2 separate regions of the Mus musculus genome follow, and region 1 is linked to region 2. A link is a loop called in an ENCODE intact Hi-C map of the cell type or tissue named here. Cell type or tissue: left cerebral cortex. All regions are shown on one strand.

Region 1 (8,000 bases), 58 kb before region 2:
GGCTGCTGCCTTCAGAAGCATTTCACACAGTGCCAGCTGGGCCACCTGCCTTGTCTCTAGACCGAGGTGGTCAGTCTCTACAAACCAGCACCCTTCCCAAGGCCGGCACAAGGAAAGAGCCCGAGTCACTACTTGTCAAGGGTAGCCAGATGGCCGTCTGAGGGTGTGGCCACAGGAAGTGAATTTAGACGCTCTCCACCCGACGGGTTATCAGCTCAGACACTTCTAGGTCTTTTGTGCTGCTTTTTATGGGTGTATGTGACAGTTCCTTGTCAGATAACACAGTACTGGCCACACACTGTGTCAACTGCCTGGAAGGCAAAGTCCAACAATGGATCTGGTCGGAGTAAGATTAAGGAAATGGAAGACAGACTCAGAGGGACAGCAAACCCAACGAAGCAGTCACGGAGTCCTTAGTAGAGATAGAGGCATTCCCGGACTCCACCAGTGACCGCCCTGGTGCTAAGAGAGTCTATCCATCTTCCCATGCTAGTGCAGTAGTGTGATATCCTGCCCCTGATGTGGGGGGGGATGGGGGATGGTATCATGTCTGAGCTCAGCAAGGGGCATGAGGAAATCATAAATCTCAAGGGGCAGGGCAGAAGGCACTGCAGGAGTTGGTATCTCTACTGGCTTTGAATGTTCCCAGGGAGGCACAAGGTTCCCTGCTCTCTAGGGAGACAGGCCTCCCAAAGGTAGAGAGTCACACAGCATCCTTGGGCAGCTTTACTGAGCACCCAAGAAGCAGCAAACATGTGCTCAAGAAAGCACAAGGTGAGGCCCTAACTCCATCAACAGCTGGGAACCTTATCAACTCTAAACCCACCCAGAGGTGAGCGGCCTGGGGCTGGAGTGGCACCCTAGAGTCTTGCTATGCAGCCCATACTGGCTTTGCACTCACTGTGTAACTCAGCAGGCCTTGAACTCTTGATCTTTCCAGCTTAGCCTACCAAATGCTAGGATAACAGGCATGCGTAGCTTCACCCCGTGGTCTTGAATGCACCACCCAGAGAAAGACACTTGGCTTCTGTTCTCTCCGGCTTGGGATCTGCTGAATGGCAGTCAGGGGACACAACAGGATATGGGAAGGGCTGGCCCTTCTAGGGTGACTGAGCAAAGGTGCATTGTAAGTCTGCCAGCAGGCTGTGCAGCCAAGGATGCTGACATCTTCACCACGGAATTGTGGGCACTGAGCATCTTAGATCCTGCTTAACGGGCCACTAGTGAGAACGAGTTGTCTTTCACAGAGGTGATGCAGTAGCTGGGTCCCTGAGAAGAAGGAGGACGCATCCGCCAGAATCTGACACAGAGGAATCCATCTTTACGGAAGTAGGAGCTAGGAGCTGAAGTGGGGAGAGCATGGAAGGATTCAAGAATGGTCTCTGTGGTAGCTAATCTTCATGGTCAACTTGCCTAGATCTAGAACCACCCAGGGGCTGTTGTGGTCCATTTGTGGCTGTGTTTGAAGATACATACAGATAGGATTAGCTGAAGGGAAGACCTGCCTTGAATGTGGGTGGTACCATCCCATGGGCTGGGGGTTAAGGCAGTACGGAACGCAGAGGAAGGAAGGAGAAATCACACCCAAAGCTACACTCCTTTGGGCTCTCTATCTACCAAGAAGAGCTTCCTCCACCACAGGCAATGCTCTGTCCAAGGAGGACACAGGAGCCCATGAGCCAAAACAAAGCTTTCCTCACTGAGTCATCTCTGTCAGGTGTCTGGGCACTCAGGAGATGTTCCATGGGAAAAGGTGGCCTCTAAGCTCCTGCAGAGATGCCACTGTCCCCTCCTACCCACCTGCCCCGCACTAGCTCAGAGCAGCGGCTGGTTTAGAACAAGGCTGTGGGCCTGACTGTCACATCTGACTGGCCATTCAGATGAGTGTTTATAAGCTGTGAGGCTTCCTTCTCCATCATCACACTCAATCTATAGCATGGTGGGGGATGCCCTGGGAATCACGTATGCTAAACCAGGCAGTCCACCAACTAAGTGAGCTGTGTCCTGGCCTTTGTGGCCTGTTTTGAGACCAGAAAGACTATAAAGCATTTCTGATTACCCAGGAGTGGTGGGAAAGTCTACAGCTTTCATCCTAAACGGAGGACAAACTTCTTCAATGACAAAACTTTGATGTAGAGATATGGCTTAGTGGCTAAGAGCACAGACTGCTCATGCAGAGGTCCTGAGTTCAATTCCCAGCCCCCACATGGTGGCTCATGACCATCTGTAATGGGATCTGATTCTCTTTTCTGGTGTGTCTGAAGTCGGTGACAGTGTACTCACATACATAAAATAAATGAATCTAAAAAAAAAAACAAAAACAAAAAACCTTTGAAAGAATAGCCAGAGACAAAAAGTATCATATGACCCATGACTTCACCCCCGTAAGGTGTCTGTGACCTTCAAGCATCCTTCATGAGCAAGGCTGAGGCCTGGCCAGGATTTAAGAACATCTAACCCCTTCTGTCTCAGAAGCCACTACTGCCAGTCAATCACTTTGCAAAGCAGAAACACATTTTGAAAGCCGGGGTGGCTCTGTAGTGGGCATTCTCCATGGGTGTGCGAGAGAAGGCTGGCTATAGGCTCCTAGGGTGCTCACTCTTCATTGTCAACTTGCTAGACTTGGAACCACCTAGGAGACACACCCCTGGGCGCATCTTCCGGGGGTATTCACAGAAAGGTTTAACTGAGCAGGGAAAACCTACCCTGAATATGGGTGTCACCATCCCATGGGCTGGGGTCCTGGGGAAAAAGGAGAAAGCCAGCTAAGCACCAGCATTCGCTGCTGTCTGCTTCCTAACTGCAGATGCAGTGTGACCGCCACCGTGCCGCCACCTGTCACATGGAGTCTATCCCCTAAAACCACGACGAGCCCTAACAGACCCTAGAGTTGCCTTAGTCAGACATTGGATCACTGTAAGGAGGAGGAGTGACTGGCATAGTTGCAGAGAGGCACTCCTCAGCAAGGGGTCTTCCCATCTCTGCCACGGTGAGATCAGGCATGTCTCGGTAGCTAACTGGGCAACTTGGGTTCATCCTGCTAACTGCTGGAGTTCTCCCTGAGGCCATGGAGGACAGCACAAAGGGAAGGTACCAGGCTCTGGGCTATGATGATTTCTTGCCTAGCCCTCCGTCCCTGCAGGATGACTTACGAAGGACTGAGCGTCCGAGCCCAGGATTCTTTTTGCTGCTTCGCTGCCTAATTCCTTGTCACCCACATTGGTAGAGCAGACTACATAGACCGAACCCGAAAGATGGACGTGAGGTCACATTTCCGAACAACAGCACCATCCCATTAGACCATCAGAAGGATTCAGTTATGTAGTCGATGTAGCCTGCTTGGTGCTCCTGGGAGTAAACTGTCCCCTAAAGGTGACCTGCTACTTACTATTGCTGGGCCTGGAGAAAATGTGAAGAAGGCAGGAAACCTTCCCCAGAGAACTCTGTTGAGAACCTTTCTAATAGGCACACTGACTGAGGTGGGGGCCAGCAGGAATCAGAGGACTCTGTAGCCTTGTGGGAGGCAGTCAGACTCCAAGGCCGCCACTGCTAAATAGCCAGGAGCCCCAGAAGCCAGAGCGGCTTACTCATCTGCTGCACCCGACTATGAGGGTGACCTGTCCAAGGCAGCTCCGGGGCTCACCCTCACCTGTAATTCCTTCTGGGATCTCCGTGTGGGGCTGGGCAGCGGCCTGCTTGTCGGGAGCTCTCTCATCCACTAGGGGCGCAGTCACGTCTGGAAACCACCAACAGTCACCCCTCTGCTTATGCAGGGGCAGTGCAAGGAGTGGGGCCTGCCAGCCACATGCAAGAAAAGCCAGCTCAAAGCAGGGCCACAGTCCTCCTTCCTGCCCATCTCCCCAGGAAGCACACTAACAGGAGGACCCCCTGCCTGGAAAGCCTACAGGGGTCATGTAAGGATGACGAGGGACACAGCCTGACTCCTGGGGGTCAGCTGTGTGATCCTCACTGCAATGCAGGGGCCCCGCAGCTGGGACTCATCAGGCAATATGAGGAAGCTGAGAAATAGACTGAGCCGCTTTCCTGTGGGGCTTTGAGTAAGCCTTTTGTCACCCTAGCCTTTGTTTCCACAAGTGTAGAACAAGAGTGCCATCTGTAGGTGACCTTTAAAACTTCTACCACTTCTAATTCCCTGCCCCCAACCTCCTCACATCTCATTAAAAGGCACCAGAGTTCCTTATGTGGCAATAACCAGGCCAGATCCAGTTTCCTCGATGATGCAAGAGATAAGAGATCCCAGACCAGGACCTGGGGGCATCTTTTCAAAGCAAGCACTTTAGCTCCTCCCGAACCCCCAGCCTCTCTACTAGGTATGCGAGGCACACCCAAGGAGTGGCCGGTTTCAAGGGATTCCCAGAATTCCACACAGCTAGTCCACAAAGGCTATTTTCCTTATGATCCTGTCTGGTGCAGATAAAACAGCTCGCTGAGCTCAGCCCCAGCTGCCTCCCTCCCTGAGGGTGAGTGAGGCATGTGGGGGCCCACGCATGTACAGGTCCAGACTGCATGAGTGGGTTGTTTCTTCCTGGACAATGGTGACAGAGCAGTGAAAGCCACGTTTGGGAAGCCTGCCCCAGCTTTGGCTCCAAGGCTTTCTCAGGGTGGCAGACAGCTTGCAGACCTGTTCTAACAGGATGAGCAGGAAGTGTCTTGCATCGCTGGTTTTCAGAAGGGCAAAGGAAATCTAGCCAGGAGGTTGTCACCAGGCTAAGGGCCATGCCACCTGCATCCTCCGGGGATGGGCCAGCATGCCGAACAATTGGCAGGAGCTTGACAGCTATGTTCTGGATTTATCCAAAGGCAGATGCTGCGGGAGAGGGCCTGGCCAAATTCTCTTTCTGTAACAGAACGCCCAAGCCATGTTCAGGGATGCAGAAAGGGCTCAGAGTGGAAGCTCCAACCTCCTTGGAAGGCTGGAGGAGCTATGGACGATTAGTTAAAAGCCATTCTCCATGTCCCTTTTCCTTGATTTCTTCTACTCAATGGATCCAAAAGCAAGGTGGGGACAGCCATGCAGCCCACGGTGGCCAGAGAGCCAGTTCTGGCCAGTGAATGAAAATGAAAACATCCAGGAGGAGCTTATAATAGAAAACTCTTGATTTAGTTTTGGCAACACATTGGCTTCTTCGGGGTCCTTTTGGTGACTGTTTTTGTTTGTTTTGTTTTTGTTTTTAATTTCAATTTCATTCATTCTTATTTTTATTATTTGCTTTTTTTTTTTTTTTTTTTGAGACAGGTTTCTCTGTGTAGCACTGGCTGTCCTGGAGCCCTCTCTGTGGACCAGGCTGGCCTCAAACTCAGAAATCTGCCTGCCTCTGCCTCCCAAGTGCTGGGATTAAAGGCGTGCACCACCTCTGCCTGTCTTTCATTCATTATTATGGAACACGTGTGTAATACATCTCTGTGGGCACATGCCATCACAGTGTGTGGGAACTTAAAGGACAACTTTGTAGAGTCGGTTCTGTCCTTCCTCCTTTACAAAGGTTCTGGGGAATTGAACTCGGGTCCCCAGGCTTGCATGGTAAACGCCTTCATCCTCTGAGCTGTCTCACCAGCCATGGTTCTTGTTCCAAGGCAGATGACAGTGTTTGGGAGCGCAGCAGCTATTCTTCAACAATGAAGCAACAGTCCAACCACGTAGGATGGCAGAAGACAAAGACAGAAGCGCATACATGGCGTTAGGGAGCTATGCCCATGTCCGGGTATCTTATGATTGCAAGGCAAAAAGCCTCTTCAGTTGGTAGAGCTTTTGGGTTCCAGCAGCCAACAGTGGCACTATAACTAACCCACTTGGGAAGCAAGACAGCCGACCAGGGAGCATTTCAGGAAAAAAGACAATGAGCTTTGCGACAACCTAGACACCACATATCTGGAGTGAACAGATTACAGGAGATGAAACGTACTCCATGCCCAAAATCCAGAGCCCAAGAAACGAAGATGCCACACCAAAACCCGCTCCTAACAGATGAGCGGGAGACTTCTGACCTGCCCCCTCCTCAGCCAAATGAGCATTCTGGTCTTTGAATCCCTGAAAGAAAAGTAAGGTGGAGGCTTCTGAGGGGGTCATGGAAGGTAGCAGATTCAGGATGGGAACCCTGTTGAGCTGTGTGTGAGCCTCGCTGTGCTACACAGACCAGCTTCTTCAAGCATGGAACATTCAGGGCAACACGCACGATAATGATGCTCAAGGCGCACACTGTTGAGCCAGGCATAGAAGCAGGTCCCCGCTCCCACTACCCTGCAAAGCACCGGGCTAGCGCATCTCAGCCATCAGGATAGGAAGCAGCGAGTGCAGCCGGGAGGGTGGCACACAGTGCGCAGCCGCAACCCTAGTGCGTAGCGTGGAGTTGGGAGGGGAAGCTCAAAGCAAGGTAAGCTGAATGAATGGAGTGGTGGGAGTAGGGAGGCCCCACCTTCAGCAGTTGGAGTGCTCTTAGCATCGGAGGTCTCCGACCCTGGTTCCTCCGCTCCATCATCGGCGGGGGGCTGTGGGGGAGACTCTGGAACATATACAGTGAGCCCTCAGACCTCAAGAGGAACCTGAGAACTGTGTCCTATTGAGCTGTAATCTCTTTAGTGTGGACACTGTAGCCCGATGATCAAACCAGGAAGGGACCAGTGCCCCTTACACAACCATGTTCCACTCTTGGGGTTCTTGGATGAGAATGTGGGTGAGACAGGGTTTCTCTATGCAGACCTGGCTATCCTGGAACTCACTCTTTAGACCATACTGGCCCCGAACTCACAGAGATTGGCTTGCCTCTGCCTCCTGAGTGCAGGGATTAAAGGTGTATAACACCACCTCCTGGTGTGTGAAGATATACCTTTTAATCACCCAGGTTCAACGGAAGCAAAGCCCTTATATTGACAACCTGACAATGTATCTGGAAAGCCTGCTCCTGCTTGAGCAGAAAGCCCTCTCTGGTCTTCCCAGTGGCCGCTCCACCTTCAGGTCACAGCTCCTCATTGTTCAGCTCAGGGAACGCATTAATGGCTGAAGGATTTTCTTTGCTGACTCCCCTAGGCTTTCGTTAGCATGGCTGTGCTCGAAGCGGGGATAATGCTCTTTGTCCAGCACGTAAGACTCATCATGGGAGGTGGCCATTCTGGTGGTGTTTACTTCACCTTGTGTGGTGCTTTGAATTTGCTTGGTCCAGGGAGTGGCTGTTAGGAGGTGTGGCCTTGTTGGAGGAAGTATGCCACTGTGGGGAAGAGCTTAGAGATCTTACTCCTAGCTGCCTTTGGAACAAGATGTAGAACTCTGAGCTACTCCAGAGCCGTGACTGTCTGGACGCTGCAATGCTATTCACCATGATGATAATGGACTGAACCTCTGAACCTGTAAATCAGCCCCAATTAACCTCAGAACCTGTAAGCCAGCCCCAATTAAATGCTGTCCTAAGAGTTGCCTTGGTCATGGTATCTCTTCACAACTAAGGAAACCCTAAATAAGACATCATGGTTGAAGAGTTTTTAGGGTAGCTCTGTGTATCAATAGGAATACATGTGGTTCTTTTTTCTTTATTCTTTGTTATGGTGCAGATGTTGGCTGGGACTCTCCAGAGGCTCTAAGAGCCAGCTGCCCATTGTAACAGAGGAACAAATGCTCTGGCCATGGGGTTAAGTCCAGTATCACCCCATGCTCCATAACACTTTAATACCCCTTGTGGTGGTTTGAATAAAAATGGCCCCATTGGGAGTGGCATAATTAGGAGGTGTGGCCTTGTTGGAGTAAGTGTGGCTTTGTTGGAGGAAGTGTGTCATTGTGGGGTGTGCTTTGTGGCCTGGCCAGTGTGTCACTGTCATTTTTTTCTACTTTCTGATCCAGATGTAGAAATCTCAGCTACCTCTCCATCACCACGTCTACCTGCGTGCCACCTTGTTTCCTGCCATGATAACAATGGACTAAAAACCTCTGAACTGTCAATCCTAGTTAAATGCTTTCTTTTATAAGAGTTGCTGTGGTCATGGTGTCTCTT
Region 2 (8,000 bases):
TCTCTATGTTCTCTTGGATGCCCTCCTGACCTGTATCTCTCCATTTTACCCACGGATCTGTCAAACAATGGTGGGCCAGACACCCACTCTATATCTAGCCCCTATATTAGATATCTAAAAACATTCTTTTGAAGTGATTCATTTTCAAGAGGGGACCAAGGAAGAACTTAACTAAATAAATATAAGAAAAGGCATAGTGGGAAAGGTTCATATATTCAACTGAAAAAAAAAAAGCAATGTATGTTCATACACGTAGCCAGGAACTCACAAGAGCCATATACAGTATGCTCAGGGGAGACGGAATGCAACACAAGTCCTTAACATTTCCAACAAATGAACTGCACACGTTGATGTTTAAAGGGGAGGAGAAGTCAGTCTGCAGAAATTCCACTCCAGCCCCATCGCATCCCCAGGCTGACCCAGCCCTCCAAGGACGAGTGGGCCAGAGAGCTTGCTCTGTACAAGGGCTCATGTTCTCAACGAGCAAGCCTGACCTTAACTCAATCCAACCAAGTTTTCTTCTTGCAATTCCTGGGCACTCTCTCTGCTTCCTTTGTTCCTCTCTGGGGAACGGAGCCTGACACTAGAAGCCACTTAAAAGCCACACCCTTCCACCAACACACAATTGTGTAGACAGACAGGGTCTGTGCAGAGGGCAAAGAGGCACACCGTGGGCTGTCATTCATCTTTAAAAAAAACAAACAAACCACCCAGCCAAGCTAAGAAATATTCAAACCATCCGAAGGTGAACCGCAAAGCCAAGCTAGGGTACTATATCATACACATCTGCTGGTGAGGCAAACTGTCCAGAACAGATCAGCAGTCATTACACCCGGCCTGGCAGCTGGGGGAGGAATGGGCACACAAATTATCTGGACAGCCATTTGTTTAGAGAAGCTTTGCAAATGGCGAGTGGGCAAGCAATTCTTATGTGGCAAACACAAGCAGTATCATTGAACCCCAGATGACATCTCAGAATTGTAACCACCGAATTAACCTACCATGGCTTCATACTTCTTTTTCTGCTATGAGACCTGACAGTTGAATGGGTGGCGTAGGATCCGTGAAAATTTTGGGCAGTCTTGTGGAGCCCGGGGACTGAGCCGAAAATGGCCTGGTTAGTTTGTCTCTGACCCTGTCATACACCCAATGCTAACCAGCCGGAAAAAAAGACTTGGGATTACAATTTCTTGAACACTAGAGGATAAATAGGGCCTCCCGGACATAAAAGGGAGCACACACCCGCGGAGGTTGGTGGGTGAAATCTTGGCTCTTGAACCCTTTCGGATGAGCCTAGCTCAGCGCTCCACAGCTCTGGCTTCAGCACAAACTTCTAGCTTCTGAGGTGAATGAAACTGGCTTGTTAAAGGGCAGAGCCAGGAATGGAGTCTCTCAAACTCAGCAGCAACCCCCACGATCTTTAATTAACAACACGGGCCTTGGCCAGCACAGTACCTCACTCGACCCCTCAACACAGTGCAAAATGGGAGTTCGAAGACGCTGTGATCTGAGCTTTGTTTCTGCACTGGGTAAAACGTTCTGTCTCCTCCCCCTCCCGCTGATTTTTCCGCTGTGACACCTTTGCCCAACGGGCCCGCTATAGTCAGCCCCCCCTCCCAGCCTTCCCCTTTCCGCATCCAGCCCAAGAGCCTGGCTTCTTCTAGCTTAAGAATCCTGTTCCCAGCAGCCCGTCGTGTGGCGAGGGATGGGTAGTATTTGAACCTATCTTTCAGATGCTCGCGAAATTTCTGCCAGGCGGGCCCGGCCACGATGCCACAGCCTCAGGCCGCGGTTTGATCGGGAGAGGGCGTTCCACCCCCAGCCTACATCAATCTGAGTGAGCAGTCGACGTGGGCAATTCGGCCCTTAAGAAGCTCATCCATCGGTCTCAAAACTGCTTACCCGCACCAGTATTCAGCGGTAAAATTAACCAGAAAACCTCGAAGACCGAGCTTACTGTACGGTGGGGAGGCTGGGACCTCTTAGCTTTCTATCCCTCTCTGGTTTCAAGGGCTGTTGTAGATGTGGATTTTTTTAAAAATGAAAGTCCCTCATTTAAATGATATTAATAAAATAATATCAGTCAGCACGCTTATAATAAAATACATTAGAGGCATCTCTCTCTCTCTCTCTCTGGATGGCTATGGTTGCCAGTGCCAAGAGAATGATGCTCGCATCAGGGATGAGGGGCCCCTTCCTCGTGTCTTCCAGGCACTATCAGACTACCCCAGGATTCTAAATCTCCGCGGAGTAAGGGGGGGGGTGGGAGGTAGGGGGTGGGAGGTAGGGGGTGAGGTAACGCCCAGAGGTTCCTCCTCTGGCTGGTGTGGTTCCTATGGCAACCCTTAACCCTCTCTCCTTGGGTTGGGAGGGATGGGTGTGGCCGCAGTATCCCAGGGGATCTCATACCCTCTCCTCACACTCTCCCACCGGGAGAGGCAACAGGGTTCAACGGTGGTGGTGGTGGTGGGGATGCGGAGTTGAGCTTGCCGAATCTCCCCATTCCCGAGGGTTATCTGGCTCCCCTAGCAGTGAAACACAAGTGGGGTGTGGTCCTCAGGATGGCCTGGGTGTGGGGAGGGATGTGCTTCCTCTGAGGGCTCCTGCACACGAGAGTCTATCTCGAATCCCACCCATGTGGCTCTGGGTCGAACTGGGGAGTGGGCTGCCGCAAGTCTGTAGATCCAACAAAGGGTCTGAAAAGAGTGGCGAAAAAAGGATGGAGCTGCTCCGAGTGCGTAGGCAAATATCCTCGTCGAATGAAAGCTTCCCGCCTCCCCCCGCACACTCCCCCAAAAAACCAGGGCTGGGAGCGCAGATCCTAAATCACACGACGAACAAAGCAGCGAGCTCCCCTAGACGACCTCAGGTGAACGCTCTGGTGCGCACCGCTGCAGAGGCAAAACGCCAAGGCTTCCGTGTTCATCACCCCCTGTTCTTTAACATGGGTCCAAGCCGGGTCCTCCAAAGCCTGGCCACAGCTCTTGGCATGCTACGATAGAGACGTGACTCGCCGCAAAAAGATGGCACCTCGCGTTCAGAGAGGGGGGAAAAAACGGAGAGGGGTGGCAGCGGGAGGAGACACATCGTACTCCCCCCTCCTCGCCCACCCAGGTCCACACCCACTGCCGCAGTGAGGGGCGAGCCCTGCGCGCCAGCCCGCGCCTCCGGCAGGGAGCGCACATGCCGGGAGCCCGGCGCAGAACGCAGAGAAAGAAACGCGCCCCGAAATGCACCTGCAGCCCTCGCGTGGGTCTGTGCCTGGCTGCAACGCTGCGCGCCCTCGAGCGGGGAGCCGCTGCCAGCCAGCCCGCTGACACCGCGAGGCCAGGTGACCCCTGACTCTTCGAGCTCCCACATTGGGATCCGCGCACTACCTTCTCTCGGGCACGGCGCTGCCCCTGTCACTGTACCAAGCGCGCGCAGGGGGAAGGGCGACTAACGTGACAGCGCCTGGACCCCTCCCCATCCTCCGGATTCCTCCCAGCCCCCAAATGTCCCCTGCCGGCTTCTGAAGGAGGAAAAGGGGAGGGGGCGGGCCACCGCCTTAAATCAGGGCCAGTGAAGGCCGTGTCAGAATCGCTGTCAGGGAGGTGGAGAGACATGAAGGCAGTCATCTTTTCTAGAACCCGATCCACACCTTCCTTAGGGCTGATGGCAATCAGGAGCAGAGAAATCCGATTTCAGGTTCTGTTTCGGGGGTCGTCGTTGGACCCCCATGCACACTCACAGACCCACGCCCATTGCGGCAAAAGGCTGAGATCCAGATTACAGAACAACCCCTTCCCTAGGTCACCGTCATCCGCGCCCCACCCTGCGGGCACAGCCCCCCTCATTTGCGCGGAGCCGATAGTGGGGACCCCAGCACTCATAGATACACGCATTCGCTCGCGTGCGTGCATCTCTTGCACGCGTTCCTTCCCAGCTCCCCAGCGCCTAGGGCGCAGAGAGGCCCCCGCCGTTGCGCCTGATTGATGCCCAGCTCCCTAAATCCATCTCTGGGGCGAGGGGTGGCAGGAGGACGGCGCACAGGGCCAGAGGGGACTGGATTTCAGAGCTGCGGCGCTTACCTGATAATCGACAGAAGGCGAGGACAGAAGAGGACAGCGGAGGAGAAGGTGGTTGTGGCGGCGGCGGCAGAAGGTGGGCGGTGGCGGCGGCGCTGCTGCTGGTGCTGGAGCTGGTGGGTGGCGGAGACTGAGAGCGCGCGCGGCCGAGAAAGCGCGTTCTGGAGGCCGGCGGGCAGCGCAGGCGCGAGCCACGGGAGCGCGAACCTCCCTAGGGGAGGGGCGGGCAGCGAGGCCTGGGCGGGCACCTCCCCTTCCGACCGCTAGGGGGCGCACGCGAGCGCCCCTCAACCCTCCTCTCTCCGCGCCGCTCGGCTCGCCCCTCTCCGCGCTTCCCTCCCCGGGTCCCGCCACGCCTCGGGCCGCGGTGCTGACCGCCGCGCGCACGCGCATTCCGTGGCGCACGCGCACCCGGCCTCCCGGGGCTGCAGCCTTTGTCTAGTCCAGGGGTCCCCTCCCTCGGTCCCCGCGGGGTCCAGGCAGAGCGGTGTGTCGGTCATCGTCCGCTTTTCAGTTCACCCTCGCTGGCTCTCCAGGCGGTACACCGTGAACCCCAAGTGCTACAGGCTCCCCGAGTCTCCTAAAATGTGGCCCTCCAGATAGAGCGCACTTTCTATTTCCAGGGCCAGCTGTTCGCTTGCTTTCTTTCCACCTGTTTTTGTTAATGGCCAAAGTGAATGATTTCCTTGACAAATCTTCTCGAAACAGATTAACTTGACCGTAATACACTTTAGCGTTTTCGTGGAAAAACAATTGTTTTTAAATCAAGGAGCATTCAAACCCATTAGGTATCTTGACTGTGACCCTAGCGAAGAAAAATCTTTAAATAGGTAAGTTCTAATGATGCTTACCACACACACTGCAAGGCATTTTCACAGAGTTATTTTTATCTCGTTTATTGAAACACCTTTGTACAGCGTGAGAGCTGAATTTTTAAGGTGCCTGCTGGAGATGGCCACCTGCTGGATGTCAAGCTTCCGGTTGAAATTGGTCATTAGTTCTCCTTCCAGCTACGTAGGCGTGGGCTGTGGCTTTAGCTTAATATCTTACCTCCCCAAAGCTCAATTCTCTTGGACAGCTGGAGCCTGTTCAAATGCAAGGAAGAGAGACAGGCACCTACTTCTTGCCAAAGAGGCGAAAACTTGTCTTGAAGCTTTCATTTGCATGCCGTTTTTTCTTTATTTTTCAAGGCAGGTTCTCACTATGTTGCCCTGGCTGGCTTGGAGCTCACAGAGATCCCCTGCCTGCCTCTGCCTCTAGAGTGCTGAGATTAAAGGTGTGCACTGCTATCCCAGCAGTTGTTTCTAAAACTCCAACGTTGTACCTGCTCGGTGTGTTGGCTCACATCTGTAATCCCAGCATTCAGATAGGCTGAGACTTGTTCAAGATCAGCCTGGGCTATATAGCAGAATCCAAGCCAGCCTGAATTGTATTACAGGGTGAAAGTGAGTCAACAAACAAACAAACAAACACACTTCTGGGCTGGGGGGGTGGATGGTTGTGAGCCACCATGTGGTTGCTGGGATCTGAACTCAGGACCTTCAGAAGAGCAGTCAGTGCTCTTAACCCCTGAGCCACCTCTCCAGCCCCCAAAATAAAATTTTGAGATAACTTTGGGTTCAGTTTTCTAGCACCACAAACATTTTTTCCCATATGAGCTTAATTACTGAATTATTCTGGAATGACGCAAATGGGGCTAATTTCTTTTTACTTTCTTTTTAAAAGAATTACTTATTTATTTTATGTATACAAGTACGCTGTAGCTGTCTTCACACATACCAGAGAGGGTATCGGATCCCATTACAGATGGTTGTGAGCCACCATGTGGTTGCTGAGAATTGAACGCTTGCTATCTCACCAGCCACAGAGGCTCTGAATTTCTAGGTCTTGCCTTGCTATTCTTCTAACCACAAACAGCATGCCTGCTTCAAGACTTCTGCATCGGTTCTGGACATCTAGGAACTTAGTAGTCTTCCTGCTCCTCTTTCAGGCCAGCTGTGCTCCTGGTCAGATCAATTTTCAGACATAGTCCTTTCAGTCACGGCAGTCTCTTGCTCAAAGATGTCTACCGGCTTTCAACAGGTGCACTTAAACTCTTTGGCCTAGCATCTGGTCCTCCTGCCTTGATCAGACCTCCCCTCCATTCTGCTCTGTGACTGAGGCCACTGAGGCCACTCCACTAAATCTCCTTTCCACCTTTGTACTCTGGGGCTTCCCTTTGCCTACAAGGTCCTGGCTCTTAGTCCTGCCCATGAATACCCTACCTAAGCTTCAAACTCAAGGTTAGACTTTACCAAAGCCTTCTCCGCTCACTGCAAGTAGAACTGATATTTCCAGTCTCTACAAGGCACTTAGCTATATTATTCCTGAGGAGAGGAGAAGAGTTTATATTTATCTTTCCATGTTGGCACCTTATTATTGTCTCCAATAGTTGTCTTTACCCTGTGTGGGTATTGAGCACCCTTGCCTGATACCAGCTATGTGATGCACACATGTCCAAACAGAAACTTAAGACATTGCAAGTTTGTATCTTTGACTCTGCTTTCCACTACCAGAAAGACATACTGCCATGTGCTGCTCCCGAAGCCCAGATTCTGGAGTAAAAGGCTTAAGGAAGTATATACACCATGAGGGAAAAATTTAATTTATTGCAGGAGCCGCCAAAGATTTTGGGAGCTGGTTGTTAGCCTGATAAAGCTGACTATGACAATTTAATAAGTGTATGTGTGTGTGTTTCTTATACAGTAACAAATTGCACTCACTAAATGATAAATTGTATTTATGTCACCATCATTTTCAAGGTCAATGCTTTTGTTACACTTTACCTTCTTAATATATGTCATTAGTAATCATCAGAGTGACACTCCTCATTTAAGTTTATCCTTATGAGCCCCTAATATAGAGTATGATTGAAAACTGCCAAGGACCTAATGACCCTGCAGTCCCCTGATACTGAATGGTCACATTTGCCTACACTAAATGGAGTTAATGAATGCTAGGGTGAGTCTTAAGCAAATCTGTCCTTTAAATGTATGCGATGTGGAGTTGAGTGTTCATTCCAGATAATTTGATCACTGTGGGTAGCTAATGGCTCACTAATGCAGGCCTAGAAAGTGTATCCCCTCTCATCCCTCTGCCCCTCCCTCTTGCTGAAATAGAAAGCTCATGGCCTCGTGGGTCCAGCACGAGCCCACACAAAGAGGACCATAGAAGGCAGCTTGGCACAAGGGAATGGAAACCGACAGAGGTAGCAGGCCGTGGGTCCGATTTTAGCCTTCGTGTGTGGGGTTAGACAAATTCATTACCTTCTTCAGACTTCAAGTCCTTTATTGAATAGTCTCCGATGGAGTCAGAGCCCAGATCGATAGAGTCTGGATGGTCTGCCACCAAATGTATTTCCAAAATAAGCTGCTGCATTGGAACAAACGGATCCTACCTGTGATGGCTTTAACCTGATTGCAGCAGTACAGGGAGGTATTCCAGGTTGGGAAACAACCTTCCCTGGGAGATTATGGGACCAGGCGCCTTCCATTTTGTGGCGCTGCCATTTCTTAGGTCCATGTTCTTTGGGGAGATGAGGCTAGATTACCATTTAGGGGTCCATCTGCAGGAGGGGGAGGACCATGTGAGGGAAGTGCTGGTTGTTCAAGAGGCTTCCTTTAGTCAGTGATCTCCCACTGAAAGATCAATAAATGTAGTCAGGCGTGGTGGCGCACGCCTTTAATCCCAGCACTTGGGAGGCAGAGGCAGGCGGATTTCTGAGTTCGAGGCCAGCCTGGTCTACAAAGTGAGTTCCAGGACAGCCAGAGCTACACAGAGAAACCATATCTCGAAAAACCAAAACCTGCCCCCCAAATCAATAACTGAAGGGGAGATGTGGGTTCTGAAAGAAGAGGATAAAGCACTTCAGTAAGCACCAGGGTCTGCTTTATG

Evidence for each region. Peaks named below come from ENCODE experiments on the same cell type or tissue, not always from the same donor. Only the 100,000 strongest peaks of a DNase experiment are listed, where the experiment ranks them.
Region 1: it touches region 2 in a loop (5-fold over the local background); 15 of 42 quality-filtered maps call a loop at or near these places.

What each region holds. Positions count from the first base shown.
Region 1 is chr11:104,285,644-104,293,643 of GRCm38, reverse strand. It overlaps Mapt (microtubule-associated protein tau), which reads right to left. Exons shown (of 12, transcript NM_001038609.2): 3 at 6,435-6,521; 4 at 3,650-3,736. Among named protein-coding and RNA genes, the nearest start is that of Mapt, 58 kb to the right of the region's middle. In left cerebral cortex, a CTCF peak has its summit at 3,714; DNase peaks (open chromatin) are centred at 3,744, 4,161 and 4,530; H3K27ac peaks cover 2,378 bases.
Region 2 is chr11:104,227,678-104,235,677 of GRCm38, reverse strand. Mapt (microtubule-associated protein tau) reads right to left here and starts at 4,242. Exons shown (of 12, transcript NM_001038609.2): 1 at 4,071-4,242. In left cerebral cortex, CTCF peaks have their summits at 3,193, 4,333 (motif pointing right), 5,063, 5,890 and 1 weaker place; DNase peaks (open chromatin) are centred at 3,286, 4,280, 5,020, 5,930 and 2 more places; H3K4me3 peaks cover 4,968 bases; H3K27ac peaks cover 4,920 bases.